3 separate regions of the Homo sapiens genome follow, and all the other regions are linked to region 1. The links are chromatin contacts, found by Hi-C or POLR2A ChIA-PET in ENCODE. All regions are on one chromosome and are shown on one strand. Each heading gives the region's core, a stretch centred on a gene start or an enhancer-like site at or near the end of the contact. The rest is flanking DNA. Distances are from core to core; before and after follow the strand shown. Region 1 holds the start of DAZL (deleted in azoospermia like). Region 2 holds the start of PLCL2-AS1 (PLCL2 antisense RNA 1). Region 3 overlaps PLCL2 (phospholipase C like 2).

Region 1 (4,754 bases), core at 1,334-3,833:
TCTCCATTGAAATTAGGAATAAGGTAAGGGCACCTCCTTATTACTACTATGTATTTTTTTCCACTATGTATGACAAAGGTGAACATTAATACAGTCTTTATGAATCAATACAAATAAAAATAAAAAGGAAGTTTAAAAAGCTAATGATCGATCAACTTCATTGATGATTTTTAAAAGTGCACATCAACATAGTAAAATATTTTCCAGCTATTAGGTTGACAATTCAAAAAATCCTAATACCTTTCATTGGAAAGGGTGTGGAAAAGAGATCACTCTACACACCATCAGTGGGAAAATACTGATACATTCTTTACACCAAGAGTAGCTTGGAAAAGATGTATCATAATTTGATAGGCGAGGATACTCATCACTATACTAATGAGGGGTGTAACTTAAAATTGTTACCAAAGGGGTAAAGCGCTTTCACCCAGCAATTCCACTTACAGCAATTCATCTCAAGGAATTAATAATACAAGCATGCCAAGATATTTACACAAGGATATTCATAGCATTTTTTTTTTTTTGAGACTGAGCCTCCCCTCTTTGTTGCCTAGGCTGGAGTGCAGTGGCATGATCTCAGCTCACTGCAACCTGCCTCACAGGTTCAAGTGATTCTCCTGCCTCAGCCTCCCGAGTAGCTGGGATTACAAGTGCGCACCACCACGCCTGGCAAATTTTTCTGTTTTTAGTAGCGATGGGGTTTCGCCGTATTAGCCAGGCTGGTCTCGAACTCCTGACCTCAAGTGATCCACCCGCCTCAGCCTCCTAAAGAGATTGATTACAGGCGTGAGCCACCGCGCCCAGCCCATGATAGTATTGTTTTAATATTGAAAAAGTATTCATCATAAGCGAATTCGGTAAAATAATGGTATAATTTTTAACATATACTGAAAATTAAAATTATCTTCAGAACAATGCCCACATCAATTGAAAGATGCAAGTTGTAAAATAGTATTATGCAGCACGGTGTAACTCTTGTAAAAGTTGGCCCATCTATATGCAATACATGCATAAAAATAATCTAGAAGGTCATACATGTACCAAAATTTAACGGTTATAAGTGTTGGGATTAAGATGGATTGCTATTTTCTTACAGCGATTGTTTTCAAATGAGTAAATATGATACTTTTATAATCAGAAAAATAATCCAATGAAACAATTCGGATTTAACTCTAAAAATGAAAAGTGTTATAATAAATAATTACTTACAACTCAAGGTGATTACTTTTTATTAGCATGGATAACTATATGTTGCACAATTACACATAATAGGTGTTTATTTTTATTTTAATGTTTATACATGGTAATATAAACTGTGTATAAATTTCCTCCCTGAAGAGACTGAGAATTATCAATGCAGACACACACACAGCATGTAATACGCGCGTTCGTGACTCAGTGGTTGGTCTGCGTGTTCAGAGCTGCATCTTGTGGTGGCGCTGAAGCAACGCTAGGCATTTACCAAACTCACAAAAACGCACACCCAACGCTATCTACCAAATGGACATTTTGTCAAAGGATCCTGGTTTATCGAGAGGGAAAAAACCGTACCCAGAATTTAAAAATTCTAAAATTCTTAATGGTAACTGCTGAAACCAACCTCGTGCGGCAAAGATGGCGTCAGGCGAGCTTTTCTGTCGCCGCCACACGAGGGAGCCGCCATCAGCAAGTCCCCCGCAGCTGACAGGCGCGAGGGGACCAGAGGCACTTCCGGCCCAGCCCCCTCAGCTACAGGGCCATGCCTTCAGGACGCCCCACACCCCACGCTGAGGCCCCCACGAACCCCGCCCACCCCACCAAGTACAGGGACCAGGAGGGAACCACTTCCTAAGGAAGCTCCGGCCCTCGAAGTTTAAGAAGGCAAGTCCCTCAGCAGGCCCGCCGCCATCTTGCGGAGCCACGGGGAGAGCGCGCCAGAAATGAGGCTGGCGGGGCGGAGGCGCGTGGGAGTGGGGGAGGGGCGGAGGCGCGTGAGTGGGGGAGCGCGTGGGAGTGGGGGCGGGGTGGGGCAGTCGGGGGTGGGGAACCCGCACCCCAAACCTCTGCCAGTAGAGAACCCGAACCGGGAAATGGGTGCCTCAAGAAGGCCGTGGCCCTTGCACGTGGCCGGCGAGGCAGCGCGTCCTCGGGGCCCACCCCCACCTTGCCGCCCTTGGCGTCCCGCGCCTGCCTCTCTGTGTAGGCCGCGCCACTGCCAGGCCGCCTCTCCCAACTCTGTGGGCCATGGCTGTGGTGCGTCCAGGCAGGTGCCCCCCAAACAGGAAAGCCGAGGATGACTTCACTTTCCGACCCTGCAGAGCCGAGTTTCACCCACGAGTGAAGACTCCGCCAGCCTTGCCCCTCGGGCCTCTCCCTCAACTCACCATGATGGCGGCAGGCAGCAGTTCCCGACCGGCTCCAGGAGGAGCAGAGGCTGTGCTTGGCGCACCACTTCTGGGGCTGCTGTGAGGTCCGCTGGAACCCGCTGCGCGGCTTCGAGTGGTCAAAGGAGCCAAAGATGAAGAGAAAAGGAAAACCAAGAGCGGGTGACAAGGCTGAGGAGCCCCGAAAGGCGGACCGTCAGGCTGAGGAGCGCAGGCGGACTGAGGCGTGGTCCGCGGGGCTCAGGGAGGTGGCTCCTGCGCCGGGTATCGGGGCGCGTGGTATCGGCCTCAGCCAATGGGTGGCAGCGCCCCGCCCCCTGCGTGGGGGGGCTGCGGGGGACGACGGCGCCCACGCGGCGGGGGCGTAGGGTACGCAGCGCGTGTGCGCAGGTCCGGTGCCTCAGTCCCAGGAAGGCGCCGCGCTCACATAGACCCACAGACACACACATCACCCCCAAAACACCCCTAAAATAAGTATGCATACTGAAATGTATGGTATAGTTTACAAAAATGATAATCTAATGTGTCTAGGCTGCAGTTTCCAAATGGCTTCTCTAAGGCACAGGGTTAGCGCCATCACTTTTAGCTTCACACTCACCCCAAAATCTTTTTTAAATGCCTACAGAAATAAATCGAAGCAAGTCTGTGGAAAACAGAAGGAGACATCAACAGGCCAGAAACTTGCACTCCTTTCTGTCAAGTTTGAGATAGAAGGGGTTGGATGGGAGGAAATGCCAGTTTGACATTCAGGATGTTTGTTCTTTCAAGAAATAGTTACTGAGTGCCTGTGATTACCAGGTACAGCAGATGCAGGAGTGAACAGAATAACAGAACATGTGTTTGCTCAGGGATCTTACATTTTAATGGGAGAATTCACCTTCCAGGCCTTACAGGAAGGCGCTAGGCCTGCCTAGAGAATTCTAGAACATTCTTAAGGTCAGAATACGGGCGTAGAGCAGGAGCAAGCTGTGGGCCAGTTGGTGGAGCCCATCACGTAACTTCGGGAACCACTGCAGCACCTTAGCTATACACACAGGGCTAAGTAGCTATGACCTTTATCCACAAACTTCACTTCTGTACTGACGGAAAGCATTAAAATGTTACTTTTTGAGCTGGCAAAACGGTGGACTTCTATAACGTGAGCAGTATCTCATTACTAACACCTAGTAATGCGGGATTAAAATAAAACGTTTTATTTTCAATATGCAGCTAAACCCATAAGAAAAGAAGGGAAATTCCAAGTACCAAAAATAAACTGAAAACCAGAGCAATGACTTATTCAACTGATTCTTCTCCTGCCCGGGATATGGGGGCTGGGCTGTAGGGCAGCCAGTCATACTAGTTTGCCCAGGACTTACATGATTTTAGCACTGAGAAATTCCTACGTCCCTAAGGAAACCAGAAGGATTGGTCATCCTAGGTGTGGGCAAAGTGTTGTTACTCTCTGTAACTTGAGATCTGGATGTTTAGTGGTAGGAGGTAAGGGCTCAGGGTGGGAGCTGGAACTGAGTACTCTGCAAAACGCCATTGTCCCTAAAATCCTTAGGAAAAGGATGGAGTAGGGAAAATGTGAAACACCCATGGCGAGCAGATGAGGAGGCTTGTCCCATCTCTGGATGAAGAAAATATGTATTTAACTCTGATTAAATTTCAAAACCCTAGACCTGCATTTCATCAACGTTTGGAGTTTAAATCTATAATATATTATTGGAATCCCCAAGCCAAGAAATGGATCCTCCTACACCATCACCCTCTCTCCTGCCTTAAGAGATCCTAGACATGGGGCATCTAGAATGCCTGGCAGAAGCAAACATAAAACCGACTTGAATGAATGCTTCTGCAACCTAGGCTGAAAGTGATTCTCATAAGAAAATGACCCTTTAATGAAAAGCTCACAATAAAAAATTATACAATACTACTTACCTTGAATAAGAATGGCATACGAAAAAGAAAGTTAAAATGTCAAAAACTAACAGAAGCAGCTTCTTTTGCATTGTGTATACGTGGTTTTTTTTTCTTTTTCTCAGTTTTTTTCCTCAACTTATTTGGAGTAATGCTCACGCTCTGGCTCTCTCTCTCTCTCTCTCTATGTGTGTGTATATGTATTATATTAATTATTAATTATTAATTATATTATATTAATTATTAATTATATTATATTAATTATATTATATTAATTATATATATATATATATTTTGAGACAGAGTCTCGCTCTGTTGCCCAGGCTGGAGTGCAGTGGCGCAATCTCGGCTCACTGCAAGCCCCGCCTCCTGGGTTCATGCCATTCTCCTGCCTCAGTCTCCCGAGTAGCTGGGACTATAGGCGCCTGCCACCAAGCCCGGCTAATTTTGTTTTTGTATTTTTAGTAGAGATGGGGTTTCACCGTGTTA
Region 2 (4,754 bases), core at 575-3,074, 450 kb after region 1:
CTTTGTGATGATCCACTTCCACGTGATAAATAGTAAATACATTTTCTCTTCCTCGTGATTTTCTTAATGTTTTCTTTTCTTTATCTTACCTTATTGTAAGAATATAGTACATAATACATATCATATACAAAATATGTGTTAATCAACTGTTTATGTTACCAGTAAAGCATCCATCAGGTCCAAAGTAGGCTATTATTAGTAAACTTTTTGGGGAGTCAAAAGTTACATGCAGATTTTTGACTGCATGCAGAGTCAATGCCCCTAACACCCCTGTTGTTGAAGGGTCAATTATATTTGCAAATGGAAACCTGAGAGCCTTATAACTTTTTGTTTTGTATTAGTCTGTTCTCGTACTGCTATAAAGAAATAACTGAGACTGGGTAATTTAGAAAGAAATGGGCTCATGCTTAATTGGCTCATGGTTCCACAGGCTGTACAGGAAGCATGATGCTGGCATCTTCTCAGCTTCTGTGTAGGTCTCAGGAAACTTACAATCATGGCAGAAGGTGAAGGAGAAGCAGGCCCATCTTACATGGCTGGAGCAGGAGGGTTGGAGGAGGTGATGCGCTCTTTTAAACAACCAGATCTCATGAGAACTCAAAAGGGGGGATGGTGTTGAACCATTCATGAGAACTCTGCCCCATGATTCAGTCACCTCCCACCAGGCCCCACCTCTAGCACTGGGGGTTATGTTTCAACATTAGATTTGGGTGGAGACACAGATTCAAACCATTTATTCTGCCCTGGCCCCTCCCAGATCTCATGTCCTTCTCACATTTCAAAATACAATCATCCCTTCCCAATAATCCCCCAAAGTCTTAACTCATTCCAGCATTAACTCAAAAGTCCAAAGTTTGATCTGAACAAGGCAAGTCCCTTCCACCTATAAGCCTGTAAAATCAGAACAAGTTACTTACTTCCAAGTTACAATGGGGATATAGGGATTGAGTAAATAATCCCGTTTCGAAAGGGAGAAATCAGCCAAAAGAAAGGGACTACAGGGAGCAGTGTCCAGGGGCTGTACAGAGCAGCTGGGCCCTGGACCTGGTCCATGAAACCATTCTTCCTGCCTAGGCCTCAGGTCTGTGATAGGAGGGGCTGTCAGGAAGGTCTCTGAAATACTTTTCAGGCCTTTTCCCCATTGTCCTGACTATTAGTATTTGCCTTTTAGTTATAAAATTTCTGCAGCCTGCTTGAATTCCTCCTCTGAAAATGGGCTTTTCTTTTCTACCACATGGCCAGGCTGCAAATTTTTCCAACTTTTATGCTCTGTTTCCCTGTTAAATATAAATTCCAGTTTCAGGTCATTTCTCTTCCTGTGCATATGAGCATAGGTTGTTAGAAGCAGCCAGGCTACATCTTGAACACTTTGCTGCTTAGGAATTTCTTCTGCCAGATATCCTAAATCATCACTCTCAAGTTCAAGGTTCCACAGATCCCTAGAGCAGGGATACAGTGCAGCCAGGCTCTTTGCTAAAGCATAGCAAAAGTGACCTCTACTCCAGTTCCCAATAAGTTCCTCATTTCCATCTGAGACCTCCTGAGCCTGGACTTCATTGTCCATGTCACTATCAGTATTTTGGTCACAACAATTTAACAAGTCTCTAGGAAGTTCCAAACTTTCCCTCATCTTCCTGTCTTTTTCTGAGCTCTCCAAACTGTTCCAACTTTTGCCCATTACCAGTTCCAAAGCTGCTTTCACATCTTCAAGCAATGCCCTGCTTCTCAGTATCAGTTTCTGTTTTATGAGGCTTCAGGAAACTTACAGTCATGGTGGAAGGCAAAGCAGGAGCAGTCATCTTCACATGGCCCAAGCAGGAGAAAGAGAGTGGGGAGGTGCCATACATTTTTAAACAACCAGATCTCTTGAGAACTTACTATATACTACCAAGGGGGGATGGTGCTAAACCATTTATGAGAATGCTACCCCCATGATCCAATTACCTCCCACCAGGACCCACCTCCAGCACTGGGGATTATATTTCAACATGAGATTTGGATGGAGACACAGATCCAAATCGTATCAGTTCTCATTTATGTCAGAATGTTTCTCAGCTCTGTTTTACAGAAGTGAAAGGTTCTTTCCTGGGAATTGAGAGACCCATGTTCTGGTGCCCTCTGTACCATGTCCCTGCTGTGTGACTTTAGTTTAGTCACTTGACCCTCTCTGCCTCATTTTCCTTCTTCTAAGTGGCAGTGGATTATGTGATTCCCTGATGGCCCTATGCCTTCTAAATTACAGTGAACTAAGATCAGTTACATAAACAGCAATTTGGGAATGGCTGGATTACAGTTACTGAAAAAGATTAAAAGATTAAACAAGTCATCCCATACAATGTTACAGGACACATAAATTGTAGCCCATCATCATTACTTTCAAGGAGGAAAGTTAACACTTTGAAGATGAGACACAGGAAACCTGCATCAGACTCCCAGGCCCCATTTGAAATCCACAGCATCTTTTCTCTTAAAGACTGGATATTGAACCACCACATCTTCTTTTAGGCATTTACTAATTAATTAACTAATAATTAGTGAAGTCAAGGGAAGAAGAGAAGTAGCAAGGTCCTCAGTGGCCTCTTTCTCATTTTAATTCCCTCACTAAGGACCTTCATCACTGATAAGGGATGGCAGAGGAAATGACCACAAAGACAACAACTAGGCCAACTCATTCAGAGCAAAAACTTCAAAATAAGCAACTGGTCTCTAGAAACCGCTGTCTCACCACACCTCAACCGTCCCTGTAACCTTCACCCTAATTCTGCTCTAAGATTCCCACATCATATATTCACAGAGTCATGCAAAGAAAAGAAGGATTCCCACATCAACTTTCACACGAATGTTATTTTTCATACGTGTGATCAGAATCCCCTGGGAATGCTTGTTGAAAATGCAGTCTCTTTACATCATTCCCAAAATATTGACCATCTGGGAGTGAGACTCAGGAATTTGCATTGTGGTGAGCACATTCAGGTTTTGAGAACTTCTCTTTTGAGGGTAGAGCAGAGCAGGCCCTCTTCTGAGTTCATGCTCTTTCCCTAAGCCTCTCTCCTCTGTCTCTCACAGGGAGAGTGTGAGTGACTGCTCAGACTCAGGCATGCACCAGCTGTGTGATTGAATGACAGCAAAATTATCTTTCTAGAGCAGCATAGAACATAGCTTTCACCAGTGACATTTCCCCAGTGCCACAAATGAAGGGGAGGGAAGTTTTGGGGACACTTGCCCTTCCCGGGGTACCTGTTCTGTGATTAAATCCCAACACTGTGCTCTCTTGTCACATCTTCCTCCCTCCTTCCTTCGTAAACCCATGGAGTCTCTGAAAGCATCCCCTTGTATTTAAATAGCAACTCTCAGGGTCATCTCAGCAGATGTTCTGCTGAAGAGGGGTCACGAGTAACTCTCAGGCTGTTTTTAACTCTGGCACTTGCATAAATAAACCATTTGGTTATGAGAATTCCCATTATAATTTCTTATTAAAGCTGAGAAGAACTACAATTCAAGTAAAGTCCACAGACAAAATGAATCACCTTTCTCATACAAATACCAGAAGGTTATATATATACACACATGTATGTGTGTATATTAGGTATCCTTAGGTTTAATATAAAGTGATTTGGCCCAGATTATCTCTAAGGCTTTTCCAGCTCTCAAATTCTATGGTCTACAAATCCTATAGTATATTATAAATATATAAGGGATTGTAAAAGGGAATATACAAATAATTGAATAAAAGTGAACAAATGCATTCTAAGAATGTTTTAACAGTATTTGGAGATAAACTTTCTTATAATAATAAGGAATATAAAGCAACTTCAATTAACCCATGTTCTTTTAGTATAGGTCACTGTATTCTCATTATAGGTCAGTGCTGTGTCAATAACATATTAACATATTAAAGAAAAAACACAGTCATGCATTTGTGGAATTTGTTTCATGACAAGTTATTATACTAATTACTTATTGGAGATGCAAAAAAAGGATAATAATGTCTATACCATCATGGAAAGTTACAGTAAAACACAACCAAGTGAGTGGTATAGATAACAGGTATAAATGAAATTTGAAGAAAGGAGCAGTCTCAGAGGCTTTTGTTGTTAGGAAAGGAGGTGGAGCTTGAACTAGGGGCTTGAGGGAATGCAGGATTTGTATAAGTTAAGCAGAAGGAACAGGGCATTTTAGATGGGCCAAAGCTTAGCAGACTTTATCATCAAGGTGTACTTTCAGTGCACATGAAATATATTGTCCTGGGTGAAGGGAAATATTTGCTTCAGGAAACAGTAAAAATTAGGTTGGAAATACAGGCTGGGCCCAATTATGGAAGCCTTTTAACTCAAGTCTAAAACATTTGGGATTGATTTTTTTTAAGCCAACATTTACTAAAGCCTAATTCATGCAACACTAGTCATGTTCCTCGGGCAAAGGACTTCATCATCAAATTTTTATAATGCAACTTATCCCCTTTGGAGATTCTCAGTACACATTAGCATGCTAAATATCCTTCATTTTTAACTCAGCATTTCTCAAACTTATTTGGTGATAAAGCCCTTGTCTCAAGTTCTATCTGTCAGTGTCTTAAAGACTTCGGGAAACTGTTACAAGCAGTGAGGTCACTAGATAGTTTAGGACTCACTCGGGGACTCAGTGATTGGTTCTGTCTCCTCTGCCCTCCGTGTTCATATATTACTCCCAGAAAAAGAATGTGAATGCCTGAAGTATTAGTTTAGGAAGAAGTTGGTTGTGAAGGTCTGTTTCAG
Region 3 (4,754 bases), core at 935-3,434, 300 kb after region 1:
GCTCAGAAGCATTTGTTTTTCGTAGGAAAGGTCTTATAAGTTAGGAATTGGGCATATTTGCATGCCAGAGAGGGACGATTTTTAAGTATTTTGAAAAGGAGTATTCAGGTGAAGCAATTATTTTCTTTTAAGGTTTAATTTCAACTGTGATCATCTTTAGACTGGGATATCAGTTCTTATCCTGGTATCCATGATTAATAATTTTTTCCCATTGACTTTTCTTGTTATTTTGAAGTTTATTTGAAAAAAATTATTTTTTATGCCAAAGATGTTACTAAGGTATTTTGCTGCAGGCGAATATTGGGTAGGATGCATTGATACTATGCGTGGTCTGTAAGTTGCTATGGGGGTGACTTTCATGTTATGGAACTGATTTAGTTCCTGTTCGACAGGCACTGAAACAGGCCTGTCCTGCCATGTGGTCACAGATATCTGTCTCTTATATTGGAAAAATACTAAGAAAGCAAAGTACACTGGAGCTCCTGCCCTTAAATTTTACTTTCATTGCTCAATATGATAAGGCACAAAAGCCCCTGTGCTGGTTTTACAGCAAGGTTCTTGCCAGTGAAAGTGTGGAATCGGTAGGAGTTCTGATGTGCCCAGCAGTGGGTGCTCAGATGTATGACAGGACAGAGCCCCAACGGTTCAGCAAAGTCATGTGTTATATGGTCAAGTGGGAGAAGTCACACCTAACTGGAGAAACCCTGTGAAGCTTTATTTTTGGGAAATGATCAGGTTGGTTTTGTGGCTGAGTGTAGAAGGAAAGGTTTGAAGCAGTTTCTGGAACATGGTATCATACACACTCAAGGTTGCTGACATTTCTTCTAATATTCTTAAGCAGGTTTTGGCAGACAGGTCCCTTCAGCCTGCACCTGGGTGAGCCCACTGGCATTCTTCATTACAATCACATGTTAGTTTTCGTTGATTATGTGCATGTGGAGACTATCAAAAAAATTCAGCTTTTGTGATCTTTTTTCAGAAGTACAGTGGCAATGGATATCTTTGAACTCTAACATTGTGATGGTAAGAAAACTTTAGTCCTGTGAAGGAGGAGCACCTAGATGTTGGGTAGCTAATCTGGCTTTGCTGTTTTGGTGAAAAAAGTCCCATGTGTTGTGGGAACTTGGAGCTTTCTACATCCCTGCTTAGTTTTGTCAAGTCTGCTGGCCAGTAATCCTGAAAAACATTTGATGCGTTGACTGCCCGCACAGTTGTCAATTTGGCCAGAGTCAGAAACATGAATTTCACTCCTTAACCTTTTCAAGAGATCTTGACAAAAAAAAAAAGCAAACTTTGGAGTTCATTTTGTTAACACTTACGTTTACTGGTTTTCTAGAGAACCGGTTTGGGGTATGTGTGTGTGGCGGGGGTGTGGAGAGAATGCTTGTGTTTTAAAAAAGGGAAAACTGTTTTCACAGGGAGGAGTTTACTGGTGGGTTGGCTTATTTGGTGGCTCTCAGCCCTTTGAATGAGGCCTGTCTTTCAATTCAAGGCTTTGCCATCAACATGATGTGTATGCTGCTGAAAAAGTAGGAATGCTTTTACCCAGCTGCCATCCTGGAAGCACAGCCTGGAAGCAGACAACCAAGTGCATCTGCTGGCCAGTCAGGAATTGATATGGTTTGGCTGTGTCCCCACCCAAATTTCATCTTGAATTGTAGTTCCCGTAATCCCTACATGTCATGGGAGGGACCTGGTGGGAGGTAATTGAATCATGGGGGCGGTTACCTCCATGCTGTTCTCATGATAGTGAGTGAGTTCTCATGAGATCTGATGGTTTTATAAGGGGCTTTCCCTCACCTTAGCTCTGTACTTCTCCTTGCTGCTGCCATGTAAAGAAGAATGTGTTTGCTTCCCCTTCTGCCATGATTGTAAGTTTCCTGAGGCCTTCCCAGCCCTGCAGAACTGTGAGTCAATTAAACCTCTTTCTTTTATGAATTATCTAGTCTCAGGTATTTCTTCATAGCAGCGTGGGAAAAGACTAATACAGGAATGGTACAGCTCTGGCAGTCTTTTTGCAAGCAGAAGCCTGTATACTCCAGGAGAAACTAGAGAATGCTTTTGAGGATTATTTTTGTTGTGACAGTCCCATTAAAATGTGGACTGAATCCTCTCCTTCATGACACAGACAGCATCAGTGGTGCTGTCCTTGCCACAGAAGGCCCCAGGGTGTGTGGGCACAGCGAGTGATGCAAGTGATGTAACCAGAAGAGGTTTTGGGGGATTTTCACACTTCTTTACACATGCTATCCTAGCCTGGCAGAGTGGTCTGTGATTCCCCACTCAGTACTACCTCTCTGTCTTTTATCCTTAAAAGAAAAACTGGAAGTCAAAGCTGATTGGCTGTCAAACACCAGGCTCCAGTTTCAACCTCTGTATCAAACCAAAATAGCAGCCTTCTAATGGAAATTTTCTTTTAGTATAAAATGTACTTTCTTTTTTATCTGTGCAATTTACATTCATTTTAATTTTTTGGAAAGCAGCCAGTTGATTTTTGCATTTAAATGAGAGTGAGAAGTATAATTATTTACACAAATTTAAAATTTTCTATGTAAAGGAAATAAATTTCCAATGATGAAATTGTATACCAAAAAATTAATTGCAAAATTTTGTAGGCATGTGCATATGTTTCTGAGAGGTTTTCATCAAATTTTCAAAGGGATCTGAAATTAAACAAACAGCCAAACAACTGATTCAGAGCAAGCTTCTGCTGTTGCAGCAGCTCTAGCTCACTGTTTAGACCTCCTCAGAATAGCGACAGCATACAGGGAGCCTATTAGTTGTGTACCCCAATCTTTGGTGAGCCTGGAGGGAGGTAATTGAGAGGGAGGCAGGGGCCCTGAAAATGGAGTAGGTGTTGATGAGTGCCCATAACTCTCCAGGCCCAGCCAGGGCACCATTAACCATCTTCTGCTTTGGCAAGAATAATCCAGATCCACCTGGAGAGGCTTTTGGGCTAGGGAGGACTTTATATGCAGCAGGACTGCATTAATGACTTTCAGGCCCTTTTCCTTTGTAGGCTCCTTCCTCCATAAAAAAAAAAAATTGAAAATTATATTTTATGACTGTGTTGGTCAGATCTGTTAATATTATATATTAAAACGTTTTATCTGAGCTAAAGGTCCTTTTTTCCCTTCTGATTTTAAAAGAAATTAAAACATTTGTGTGAGCCCCTAAAAATATTGTGGGGCTGTAAGCATTGTGCCTGTTGTACCCAGTGAATAAGTTGGCCCTGAGGTGTGCAGATCATCTCTTGATTTTTTTTCTAAAATGTATAAGGAAGATGTGGAATATACAAGCGAATATGTTCTTTTTACTCTCAATCTATTATTTTTGAATAAAGTTGAGAGAAGGCATTAAGCATATTATTAATTTACATTTCAAAGAAACAATTTTGAATTCGTTAATGTGGAACTTATATTTTTGATATAGATTTCTTGTATTGTTAATTTTTGCAAAGATAATAATTTTCAAAATTTTAATCAAATTTCAGTTTTTAAAACTAAAATTTTACTGTATTAATATCAGTAATGAATATTCTACAGAGTTTGAAAAGATTTACTCTTCTGAGTGTATTTGCAATGAAAAATATTTTAAGCATTCTTTCCAGTTTATTTTGTGAATATATGTAATACTTTTTACATAATAAATTATTTTCTAAAATAAAGCTTCATAAATTAGTTTTATGTAATAACTTGTATGTCTTTTCCTGATTCTGAGAAGTTTTCTATGAATTCTTTGAGTAAAAATCTATTTTAAAAGATAACAGGCAATAATTTGTGACTAGGAAATTTCAGAGTGGCCAGGAAAAACATGCTAAAAATAGAAACTGTTTGTTTACTCTGTGCTCCACCCAGTCTAAAACACAGCCATGTGGTTGCAGACTTGGGGAAGGCCCTGTGGTAACTTGGAAGGTGTTTTTTCCCCGCTGAGTTGCAGAGTTTAAGAGATCATTCTTATAACTTCTGAATCCTGTTTCCTTTCTTTAGCAACTCAGATAAATTATTTTTGCAAGCTGTTATCTGAAAATGAGTTTGACCATGTTCGTTTAGTTTTTAGTGTCTTATCATCCTCCTTTCTACTTATATATTTAATTTAAGCCCTGTTTCATGAAAGGAAATTTTGAGATTGGAGGTTTTACTAATAACTTATACCTCAAAATTTGTCAGTTTATAGTTTAAACTTTCCGGTGTTTTTCATGATAGTCTAAAAAAATAGCCACTTATTTGTTCATTTTGTTACAAAAGGGGCTAGATTATGAATTTAGTTCTTGGGTAGGCTTATCACCTAGGAACAACACAACTTTATAGGACTGAATGTTAACCAGACAAGCCTGTGATTTGTGTGCACAGATAACAGAAACCATAACCACCAGAAAGGCAGCCCAGTGATACCAGTGTTGGGTCAGCCACACATTTTATTAGTCAGATGCTTGGAGCACCTACCACTATTCAGGACTCCTTGCCCAAATGCTGTTGCTTTGTTAACTCTGTGCTAAGGTGTTAGGGCATTATGATGCCCAGTTCCCCAGAGCACTCCATTAGGGGCTTAGGCTTTGGAGTAAGCTGGCTGGTGTGAGTCAGACTGGGGGGTCACCTATTGGCCTTAGTTTCCTTATCTCTAAAATGTATATAATGATGAGATTAGTTTCATTGGGTTTTTGAGAGAATTAATTGAAGTCATGCAAGTAAAGCACAGCTTTCAATAATTATTAGCAATTTTTTTTTTGGTATTAACGTACAGCATAACAAAAG

The links. A loop is a pair of places that touch in the nucleus more often than their neighbours do. ChIA-PET counts read pairs that join two places held with the same protein, here RNA polymerase II (POLR2A). Pooled maps may share reads with other maps.
Region 2: a map with no recorded cell type shows a loop between it and region 1 (3-fold over the local background). The contact joins the promoter of PLCL2-AS1 here to the promoter of DAZL in region 1. A Hi-C loop is called at or near these places in 1 of 168 maps with a recorded cell type or tissue (right lobe of liver), 12 of 37 single-sample maps with no recorded cell type and 10 of 50 pooled maps. POLR2A ChIA-PET finds 5 or more read pairs at or near these places in 1 of 52 experiments (HCT116).
Region 3: a pooled map shows a loop between it and region 1 (3-fold over the local background). The contact joins the enhancer-like site here to the promoter of DAZL in region 1. A Hi-C loop is called at or near these places in 3 of 37 single-sample maps with no recorded cell type and 10 of 50 pooled maps.

What each region holds. Positions count from the first base shown.
Region 1 is chr3:16,602,840-16,607,593 of GRCh38, forward strand. It overlaps DAZL (deleted in azoospermia like), which reads right to left and starts at 2,584. Exons shown (of 11, transcript NM_001351.4): 1 at 2,364-2,584. The coding sequence starts at 2,366.
Region 2 is chr3:17,052,760-17,057,513 of GRCh38, forward strand. PLCL2-AS1 (PLCL2 antisense RNA 1) reads right to left here and starts at 1,825. Exons shown (of 3, transcript NR_046640.1): 1 at 1,767-1,825. The region is part of intron 4 of PLCL2 (phospholipase C like 2); the gene reads left to right. RefSeq lists an enhancer at 1,661-1,850.
Region 3 is chr3:16,903,032-16,907,785 of GRCh38, forward strand. All of the region lies in intron 1 of PLCL2 (phospholipase C like 2), which reads left to right. Among named protein-coding and RNA genes, the nearest start is that of PLCL2, 20 kb to the left of the region's middle. Within about 2 kb of position 2,185, at least 8 of the 41 ENCODE cell types and tissues checked have a DNase peak (open chromatin) inside an H3K27ac peak, as active enhancers do.